Regions from separate parts of the Homo sapiens genome. Here region 2 is linked to region 1. Evidence: chromatin loops called from intact Hi-C (ENCODE). Cell type or tissue: natural killer cell. All regions are shown on one strand.

What was found. Hi-C counts contacts between places; a loop is a spot of excess contacts. Peaks named below come from ENCODE experiments on the same cell type or tissue, not always from the same donor. Only the 100,000 strongest peaks of a DNase experiment are listed, where the experiment ranks them.
Region 2: it touches region 1 in a loop (2.5-fold over the local background); 1 of 110 quality-filtered maps calls a loop at or near these places.

Annotation. Positions count from the first base shown.
Region 1 is chr5:80,753,949-80,758,948 of GRCh38, reverse strand. The region is part of intron 12 of MSH3 (mutS homolog 3); the gene reads right to left. Among named protein-coding and RNA genes, the nearest start is that of DHFR, 100 kb to the right of the region's middle. In natural killer cell, no CTCF peak of the experiment used is centred here; a DNase peak (open chromatin) is centred at 3,088; H3K27ac peaks cover 3,795 bases.
Region 2 is chr5:80,845,200-80,850,199 of GRCh38, reverse strand. The region is part of intron 20 of MSH3 (mutS homolog 3); the gene reads right to left. Among named protein-coding and RNA genes, the nearest start is that of RASGRF2, 110 kb to the left of the region's middle. RefSeq lists an enhancer at 3,088-3,588. In natural killer cell, no CTCF peak of the experiment used is centred here; no DNase peak of the experiment used is centred here.

The DNA of each region.
Region 1 (5,000 bases):
TAAATGAAAGATGACACCAATTGGAATAGACTAAGTTGATGCTACAGATGGTTTGAGGACTGATAAAATAATGCCATCTGTGAACATATAAGACAGCCTACACAAATAGCTACTGTCTCAAAAATTAAAGGTTTTCTGAGATACAGAAAGATACGAGCAAAAAAGTTTAATAAAAATCTAAGTCATATTTATGAAGTCTACCAGAAGATTTTTTTAATAGATATAAAACTATAAATTTCTTAGAGACTTGAAAGGTTAGGCCAAGTTGGTTTGGAATCTGGGAAAACATAAAGGAAAAGGTTTTTATTTTAGTCTAGTGCCAACACAGGCAAAAGCAGTATGTTCACTATCAATCAGTTTGGTTTTAACCCAACCTTCTTTAAGGACTACCTCAGAGGTTACCAACTTGGGCTCAGAAGTCAGGTGGCCTTGATTCAAACCCAGGCTCTGCCATTTACCAATTATTTAGCCTTGTCCTAGTTTCTCCACCTATAAAATGAGAAGAGCAATGAGCCCTAACTCTTGGTGTTAGTACAAGAATTCAATGAAATAATAAATGTCAGGTACTTAACACAGTACCTGCTACATCATGACAACCACTCATAAATGTTTACTGTTACCACATCGTTACAAATTTTGTGTAGTAGACACTACAAAGAACAGCATGGAAGAGGGATAAATAGCATCCAAAATATGAGCTCAGAAATAACTATGTATGGACAAACCTTAGGGCATAGATATGTAAACAGGTATTTTGTGCAAAGTGAACAACAAGTGGGAATTATACAAGAAAAGCTAGTCCTGGGATCTTGAGTGCTAAACCTGACAAGTAGTAATGATCTGAAGTACTCGCTGTGCTGAGACTGGACAGTAGGTTGCATTGAGAAAGCACAATGTAACTATTAATAATTATGGAGGTCTAAATGGGCAGGGAGAGAGTGAAAGGGTATGTGACACTGTTCACCACAAATTTCTCATCACTGCGGTTAGGTATAATTCCATCTTCAACTCCTGTACGAAGATCAGAATGGAAATAAGCAAGAATGACTACATTTTTAAATATTAAACAATTCACATACCTTAGAATTGTTTTTTAATGTGCAGTAGTAACAAGACCTTCCAAATAATTGTAATAAAACAGTATGTCAGGCCACACAATAGAGAATTATTATCTTAGTGCAATTAATGACAGATGGAGTGATAGCAACAGGAAACAAAACTGGAAGAAGCATCATCAATTGGATGATGATAAAGATATTATTCCAAGATGACTGATAGTATTCTACGGTTGATCTTACTATACAACTTAAATTAACTGAAAGAAGGCACCTGAGTCATTTCATTCCATATACCAAACAAACAAAAAGAAGAGGTCCTGGGGATGACAAAGATTCATCTTTACTACCAAAGATGAAAGGACTAAATGTGAGTGTCACTGGAGTCCTTCACATTTGAAGATAAACTAGGTGGTGACATGAGTATCTACCATGTGTGGCTGTCACTCAGAAACACAGAGTGTGACCTATAGCTATTGTCAGTGATGGAGTCAGTACCTACTGGTTGCTACTGTGAAAATGCCTCTATAATTCAAACTTAAGATAATTTTGTATAGTTAGATATATTGAATAAGATCTAGTATTTGAGAGTGCAACAGGGTGACTACAGCCAACAATTTATTGTACATTTAAAAATAACTAGAAGAGTATAATGGGAATATCTGTAACACAAAGAAATGATAAATGCTTGGGGTGATGGATACCCCATTTACCCTGATATGATTATTATACATTGTATGCCTGCAACAAATATCTCATATACCCTTAATATATAGACCTACTATGTACCTACCAACATAAAATGTTTAAAAAAAGTTGTCTGGTGGGGGTGGGGAGCTGAAATACAAACTGCTAGGGGTGTATTTTTTGTTTGGTTTCGTTTTACTGAAAAGTTTGACTTTTAAGACAGCACAGAACGAGTAGATTAAATTCAGACATTAACACATTGGTCATGTGAAATGGCTAAATGAACTACCTAAATAATCTCCTGTCAGAAACATGAACCATAGGCCCTTTCCTAGGATCTAAGCATCATTAGACCTATATAGCTTCACCTTTCACATACACCATTCATTCTTACATTCAATGAACAATTACTGAGTGCTTACAAAGTACTAATTGTACAAAGTGGTAGACATTAGGGCTATAATTGTTAACAGAGCTTTGCTAGTCTACAAACAATTTACACTCTAGTGATGAATAGTAAAACTTTTTAAAAAGCATTAATGATAACAATGTAATAAGATTATAACTGGGTTATGATCTAGGTACAATGGGAACACAGGCCAGGAGCACCTAACGAACAAATGCAGTTTTAGGATCAGGGAGGATTTCCTGGGGGTAGCTATTGAGTAAAAGATTAGCTATTGTCTATAAAAGATTAGTGGAAAATGGAGGGTGAAGGTTTGAAAATGTGATCACAGGAGCTGGGATCCAAGGCTAATAGTCTGGATGCACATAAGAACAGTGTCAGGAATACCAGTTAGAAAGCTGTTTCAAAAATCCAGAGAAGAAACACTGAAGGCCTGACATTGCCACCCTGTGCTGCATTCTAGGTAATTTCTTCAGGTATTATCTTGCATTTCAGTTATTTCCTCTATTCTTGTTTAACCCATATCCTGCTTTGTTGTTGTTGTTTTCTTTTCTTTCTTTCTTTTTGGAGTATAAGATCCATTCTTATTTAAGTCATTCTTTTTTTAATTTCAATAGTTTTTGTGGCAGAAATGGTTTTTGGTTACATGAATGAGTTCTTTAGTCCATTCAGTCTTAAAGAATTGTCTGTGTTTCCTTTTTAAATCAATCTGAGCCCTTTTGATAGTATTTATTTTCCATGCTCATATTTTTTATTCTATTTTGTATTTTTTTAACTTGGTGATTTATGTGAGTACCATCAGACTGTTTTAAATAAGTTTCACAGCTTGGAAATTGCCAGACCACACAGAGTATAAATTGAAACTGAAAATCTATGAGGGAGGGCCTGTGGTTAAGAATTCTTAGAAACGTTTTCCTCAGGCAAGAACAGGTCAAGACGTATTTGTCACCTCTCTACTGAGACCACAGTCCTTTGAGTGTCTCACGTTACTATGGTATCTCTAACTTAAATGGACCCAAGACCCTGTCTCCTGTCTCCCACAAGGCAGTTGAACCCCAATCCTTTTGATTACCAAGATCTGCAGGAGCCCAGAGGGCAGCTGCAGCAGTCAATTCACTTCCATTTCCAGTTCCTTTTTCCATCTGTTCCCTCAGTTCTTCCCTTATGTTTTAAATACAGATTCAGCAATGTCCTAAAGGGATGTTTGTTATGCTTGATCCAGCATATCTAGTTATTTCACATAAGGAGATATTTTATGACATTAAAACCACAGAAAATGAAGTCTTCTTATGGCATTTTTGAAGACCGATATTTGGAAAATCCTCATTAATAAAGGCATAAAGATGGAGAAAGATAAAGCAGGAAGGGCCAAAAAGGAAAGATATTTATTTCCTTCTCCTCATTCTCTCCAATATTCCTCTTCCTCAGCCCAAATGAAAGCTGCCATTTGCTGCAGGTCGTTTGTGCAGGTCTAGAGCTCACTGAAGGTCCGAATGTTGAAGAACAAAGCAGAGGCCAGCTAAAAGTTCCTGGATGTTAGTTAATCCCTATGCACTGACAGTCGGGACAAACAGTAAGAGGCACTCGGGTTCATTTTGTTCTTAGCAGCAGCAGTTCCTCCTTTAAACTCTCATTCAAACCGGCAGAGGAAAGGGGCACCAGGTCAGTCCCAATCAAACACAGCTCTCAATTACGCACCACCTGCTACTCTCCCTTCCCATTTCCGAGCAGTAATGCATCCCCAGGGGCTGAGTAAACCAGAGTCACTGCAAGTGAACACCCGGTTGCTGGCTCATGGAACATGGGAAACCACAAAGAATACAGAGGGCTTCCCGGTGTAGTTCATTTTAGAAGTTCCAGAGTTAAAAGTGACATTTGGTTTCATTAACACAAATTAAATGTTAAGTGGAAGGAAATATGCAACATTCTATTACTTCATCATTTGGGCCAGGGTAACAAATTAGAAATACAACCATTAATACTCCAAACATATGGGTTTACCAAAACAAAAGCCATTTAATGTAGAGAACATTGACCACTAAAATGTACTTAGTACATCAGAAAGTCATGCAAAAATGTAGTCAAAGATCTATTTCCTAACACAAACCATTTTCTATTCCCTTAATTATGTGATTTAAATGCCAAGAATTATCTTAGCATGCCTAATTTCCTAAAGCAGTTTTCTAAAAATCTAATTTGACTTATAAAGGTATTACTCATTTGCTCTAAATGTGGTATTGAGTTATAGAGTGAGTAACAGGTAAGTATTTGATTTTAGTACAAAAGCTTCCACTACTTGTATCTCTTCCTCCTTACTAGTAGATTATACCTTGACCAGATTAGATTAGAAATTCCCTGACGCTGGGAACGCCACCTTGTCACTGAGACTGAATAATACAAAATTTAAAATAACTATCTTATACTACTAAGGGAAAACAGCCAAGTACAAAGTACTGGGTATATTATGGCTCCATCTATGTAATAAGGGAGGAAGAGATTTCATATATATATATATAAAATTCATATTTGCTTTTTTAAACAAAAGGTTTCTGGAAGTATACATGATAAAGTAATAACCATGATTACCTAGTGGGATCTGAGTAGATGTGGGGCAGGAATGATAAGCAAACATTTTACTGTGTAACTTTTCAGATTTTCAAACTTTTAAAGTATGTGAAGATATTGCCTGTTCAAAAGTTCAAATAATTTTTTAAATGCTAAGAAGAATGTACAATGGAATTGAAACAACAAAAACCATCTCTGGCAACAGACTGCTAGGTATTCACTAAACATTTCTTCCTATTCCTTGAAAAACAAGCAGACATTTGCTAGCCCCCGCAGTAAGCTGTGAC
Region 2 (5,000 bases), 91 kb before region 1:
GAACAATAAGGTCCAGGCTGAGGTGGTCTCAGATGGAAATGAGGAACTTGTTGGAAACTGGAGCAAAGGTGACTCTTGCTTTGTTTTAGCAAATAAACTGGCAGCATTTTGCCCCACCCTAGAGATTTGTGGAACTTTGAACTAGAGAGAGGTGATTTAGGCAGAGGATGATCTGGGAGAAGAAATTTCTAAGCAGAAAATAATTCAAGAGGTGACTTGGGTGCTGTTAAAGGCACTCAGTTTTATAATGGAAACAGAGTATAAAAGTTTGGAAAATTTGCAGCCTGACAGTGTGATAGAAAAGAAAATCCCATTTTCTGAGGAGAAATTCAAGCCAGGTGCAGAAATTTGCATTAAAAACGAGGAGCTGAATGTTAATCCCCAAGACAATGGGGAAAATGTCTCCAGGCATGTCAGAGGTCTTCATGGCAGCCCCTCCCAACACACCCCGGGAGGCCAAGGAGGAAAAAGTGGTTTCATGGGCCAGGCCTGTAGACCCCCGCTGTGTGTAGCATAGGGACTTGGTGCCCTGTGTCCCAGCAGCTCTAGCCATGACTAAAAGGGGCCAAGGTACAGCTCAGGTTGTGGCTTCAGAGGATGCAAGCCCCAAGCCTTGGCAGCTTCCATGTGGTATTGAGCCTGCAGGTACACAAAAGTCAAGAACTGAGGTTTGGGAACCTCCGCTTAGATTGCAGAGATGTATGGAAATAACTGGATGTCCAGGCAGAAATTTGCTACAGGGCAGAGCTCTCATGGAGAACCTCTGCTAGGGCAGTACAGAAGGGAAATGTGGGGTCACAGCCCCCACACAGAGTCCCTACTGGGGCACCATCTAGTGGAACTGTGAGAAGAAGGCCACAGTCCTCCAGACCCCAGAATGGTAGATCCACCTAGAGCTTGCACCATATGCCTGGAAATGCCACAGACACTCAATGTCAGCCTGTGAAAGAAGCTGGGAGGGAGGCTGTACCCTGCAAAGCACAGGGGAGGAGGTGCCCAAGACCATGGGAACCCACCTCTTGCATCAGTGTGACCTGGATGTGAGGCATGGAGTCAAAAGATACCATTTTGGAGCTTTAAGATTTGACTTCCCCGCTGAATTTCAGACTTGCATAGGGCCTGTAGCCCCTTTGTTTTGGCCAATTTCTCCCATTTGGAATGGCTGTATTTGCCCAATGCCTGTACCCCCATTGTATTTAGGAAGTAACTAACTAGCTTTTGATTTTACAGGCTCATAGGCAGAAGGGACTTGCCTTGTCCTGGATGAGACTTTGGACTGTGGACTTTTAAGTTAATGCTGAAATAAATTAACACCCCAGGGGACTGTTGGGAAGGCATGATTGGTTCTGAATGTGAAGATACGAGATTTGGGAGGGGCCAGGGGTGGAATAACATGGTTTGACTCTGTGTCCCCACACAAATCTCATCTTCTAGCTCCCATAATTCCCACGTGTTGTGGGAGGGACCCAGTGGGAAATGACTGGATTATGGGGGCATGTCTTTCCTGTGCTGTTCTCATGACAGTGAATGGGTCTCATGAGATCTGATAGTTTTAAAAACGCGCATTTCCCTGCACAATATCTTTACCTGCTGCCATCCACATAAGATGTGACTTGCTCTCCCTTGCCTTCTGCCATGATTGTGAGGCCTTCCCAGCCATGTGGAACTGTAAGTCCAATAAACTTCTTTCTTTTGTAAATTGCCCAGTCTCGGGTATGTCTTTATCAGCAGTGTGAAAATGGACTAATAGAACTGGAAAGAATTAAAACAAGCAAAATCTCGATTTGGTATCCTCAGGAAGATTAAGAATATGACAGACTTAAAACAAGAAAAGTCTATGAAGAAATAAACAACTGGAGAACAAGAAATCTTGAAAATTAAAAATATGATCACTGAAAAATTTACTGTATGGGTGAAATTAAAATTCGATGCTGTATAGGACCAAGCTTTTATTTTATTATTGTTTATTTGAGAAAGGTTCTAACTCTGTCGCCCAGGCTGCAGTACAGTGGCATGAACACAGCTCACTGCAGCCTCAACCTTCCTGTGCTCAGATGATCCTCCCACCTCAGCCTGCTGGGAAGCTGGGACTACAGGCATGCCTGGCTAATTTTTTATTTTTTGTATCTTTAGTAGAGATGGGGTTCCACCATGTTGCCCAGGCTGGTCACAACACCTGGGCTCAAGTGATCCACCAGCCTCAGCCTCCCAAAGCACTTGGATTACAAGCGTGAGCCACTGTGCCCTGCCCTAGACCAAGTTTTTAAACCTGGAAGATAAATTCAAAGAAATCTCTGAGAACAGCAATGAGAAAGACCAAGAAATGTAAAGTACAAACAAATAGATTTAAAACACGGAGACCATGTCCTAACAGTTGAAAGCTGCTCAAATAGGAAGTGCAAAAGATACAAACAACAAAGGTAATGACATAAAATAACTTAAGAAAATGCCCCTACGCTGAAATAAGACATGCACCTTCATATGGGAAGGTTTCATGAAATGCTGAGTAAGATTAGTAAGAAAAGATTTACATCTAAACATTCTGCTGAAAATTTTATAATAAGGATTAAAAAATTCTAAATGCCTCAGAGAAAGAAAAAATTCATCATTAAGCAAGGGATGAGAATCAGACTCTTACTGACTTTATCTACATTGAATGTAATACTGGAAGATAACGGGAGCAATTTCTTTAAATTTAAAATCTGGATATTTATATTCATCTAAACTTTCAAAGCAAATATGAAGATAAAGCTATTTGAGGCTTTCTAAAACTAAAAAAATTTGCCACCAAGAGCCCTACATGAAAAAAGTACTCAGAGACAGGCTCAAAAAAAAAAAAAATATTCAGCCAGGTGCAGTGGCCTATAATCTCAGCACTCTGGGAGGCTGAGGCAGGCAGATCACTTGAGGTCAGGAGTTTGAGACCAGCCTGGCCAACATGGCAAAACCACATATCTACTAAAAATACAGAAATTATGCAAGGGTAGTGGTGCATGCCTGTAATCCCAGCTACTCAGGAGGCTAAGGCAGGAAAATCGCTTGAGCCCGGGAGGCAGAGGTTACAGTGAGCTGAGGTTGCACCACTGCACTCCAGACTGGGCAAGAGAGCGAGAATCTGTCTCAGAAAAAAATCCAAAAATTAAGGGTCGCTTCCAAGATGGCTAAATAGGAACAGCTCCAGTCTGTAGCTCCCACCGAGATGGATGCAGAAGATATGTGATTTCTGCATTTCCAACTGAGGTACCTGCTTTATCTCATTGGGACTGGTTGGACAGTGGGTGCAGCCTATGGACGGTGAGCTGAAACAGGGCAGGGCGTTGCCTCACCTGGGAAGTGCAAGGGGACGGGGGATTTCCTTTTCCTAGCCGAGGGAAGCCATGAGAGACTGTACCTGAAGAAACAGTACACTCCTGACCAAATACTGCACTTTTCCCATGGTCTTTGCAACCGGCAGACCAGGAGATACCCTCCCATGCCTGGCTCACCAGGTCTCACGCCCACGGAGCCTTGCTCACTGCTAGCGCAGCAGTCTGAGATCAACCTGCGACGTTGTGGCTTGACAGGGGGAGGGGCATCTGCCATTGCTGAGGCTTGAGTAGCTCACAGTGTAAACAAAGTGGCCTGGAAGCTCAAACTGGGCAGAGCCCACCACAGTTCAGCAAGGCCTACTGCCTCTCTAGATTCCACCTCTGGGGGCAGGGCATAGCAGAATGAAAGGCAGCAGACAGCATCTGCAGACTTAAACGTCCCTGTCTGACAACTATGAAGACAGCAGCGGTTCTCTCAGCATGGCATTCGACCTCCGAGAAGGGACAGACTACCTCCTCAAGCGGGTCCCAAAACCCCGTGTAGCCTGACTGGGAGACACCTCCCAGTAGGGACCGACAGACACCTCAAACAGGCGGGTGCCCCTCTGGGATGAAACTTCCAGATGAAGGATCAGGCAGCAATATTTACTGTTCTGCAGCCTCTGCTGGTGATGCCCAGGCAAAGAGGGTCTGGAGTGGACCTCCAGCAAACCCCAACAGACCTGCAGTTAAGGGGCCTGTTAGAAGGAAAATTAACAAACAGAAAGAAATAGCATCAACATCAACAAAAAGGACATCCACACCAAAATGCCACCTGTAGGTCACCAACATCAAAGAACAAAGGTAGATAAAACCACAAAGACAGGGAGAAACCACAGCAGAAAAGCAGAAACTTCCGAAAACCAGAGCGCCTCTTCTCCTCCAAAGGATTGCAGCTCCTCAGCAGCAATGGAACAAAACTGGGCAGAGAATGAGTTTGATGAGTTGACAGAAGTAGGCTTCAGAAGGTCGGTAATAACAAACTTCTCCAAGCAAAAGGAGCATGTTCTAACCCATCACATGGAAGCTGAAAACCTTGAAAAAAGGTTAGATGAATGGCTAACTAGAATAAACAGTGTCGAGAAGACCTTAAATGACCTGATGGAGCTGAAAACCACGGCATGAGAACTTCATGATGCATGCACAATCTTCAATAGCCGATTTGACCAAGTGGAAGAAAGGATATCAGCGACCGAAGATCAAATTAATGAAATAAAGTGAGAAGACAAGATTAGAGAAAAAAGAGTGAAAAGAAATCAACAAAGCCTCCATGAAATATGGGACTATGTGAAAAGACCAAATATACATTTGATTGGTGTACTGGAAAGTGACGGGGAGAATGGAACTAAGTTAGAAAACACTCTTCAGGATATTATCTAGGAGAAGTTCCCTAACCTAGCAAGGCAGGCCAACATTCAAATTCAGGAAATACAGAGAACACCACAAAGATACTCCTCGAGAAGAGCAACTCCAAGACACATAATTGTCAGATTCACCAAGGTTGAAATGAAAGAAAAAATGTTAAGGGCAGTCAGAGAGAAAGGTCCGGTTACCCACAAAGGGAAGCCCATCAGACTAACAGTGGATCTCTTGGCAGAAACCACACAAGCCAGAAGAGAGTGGGGGCCAATATTCAACACTCTTAAAGAAAAG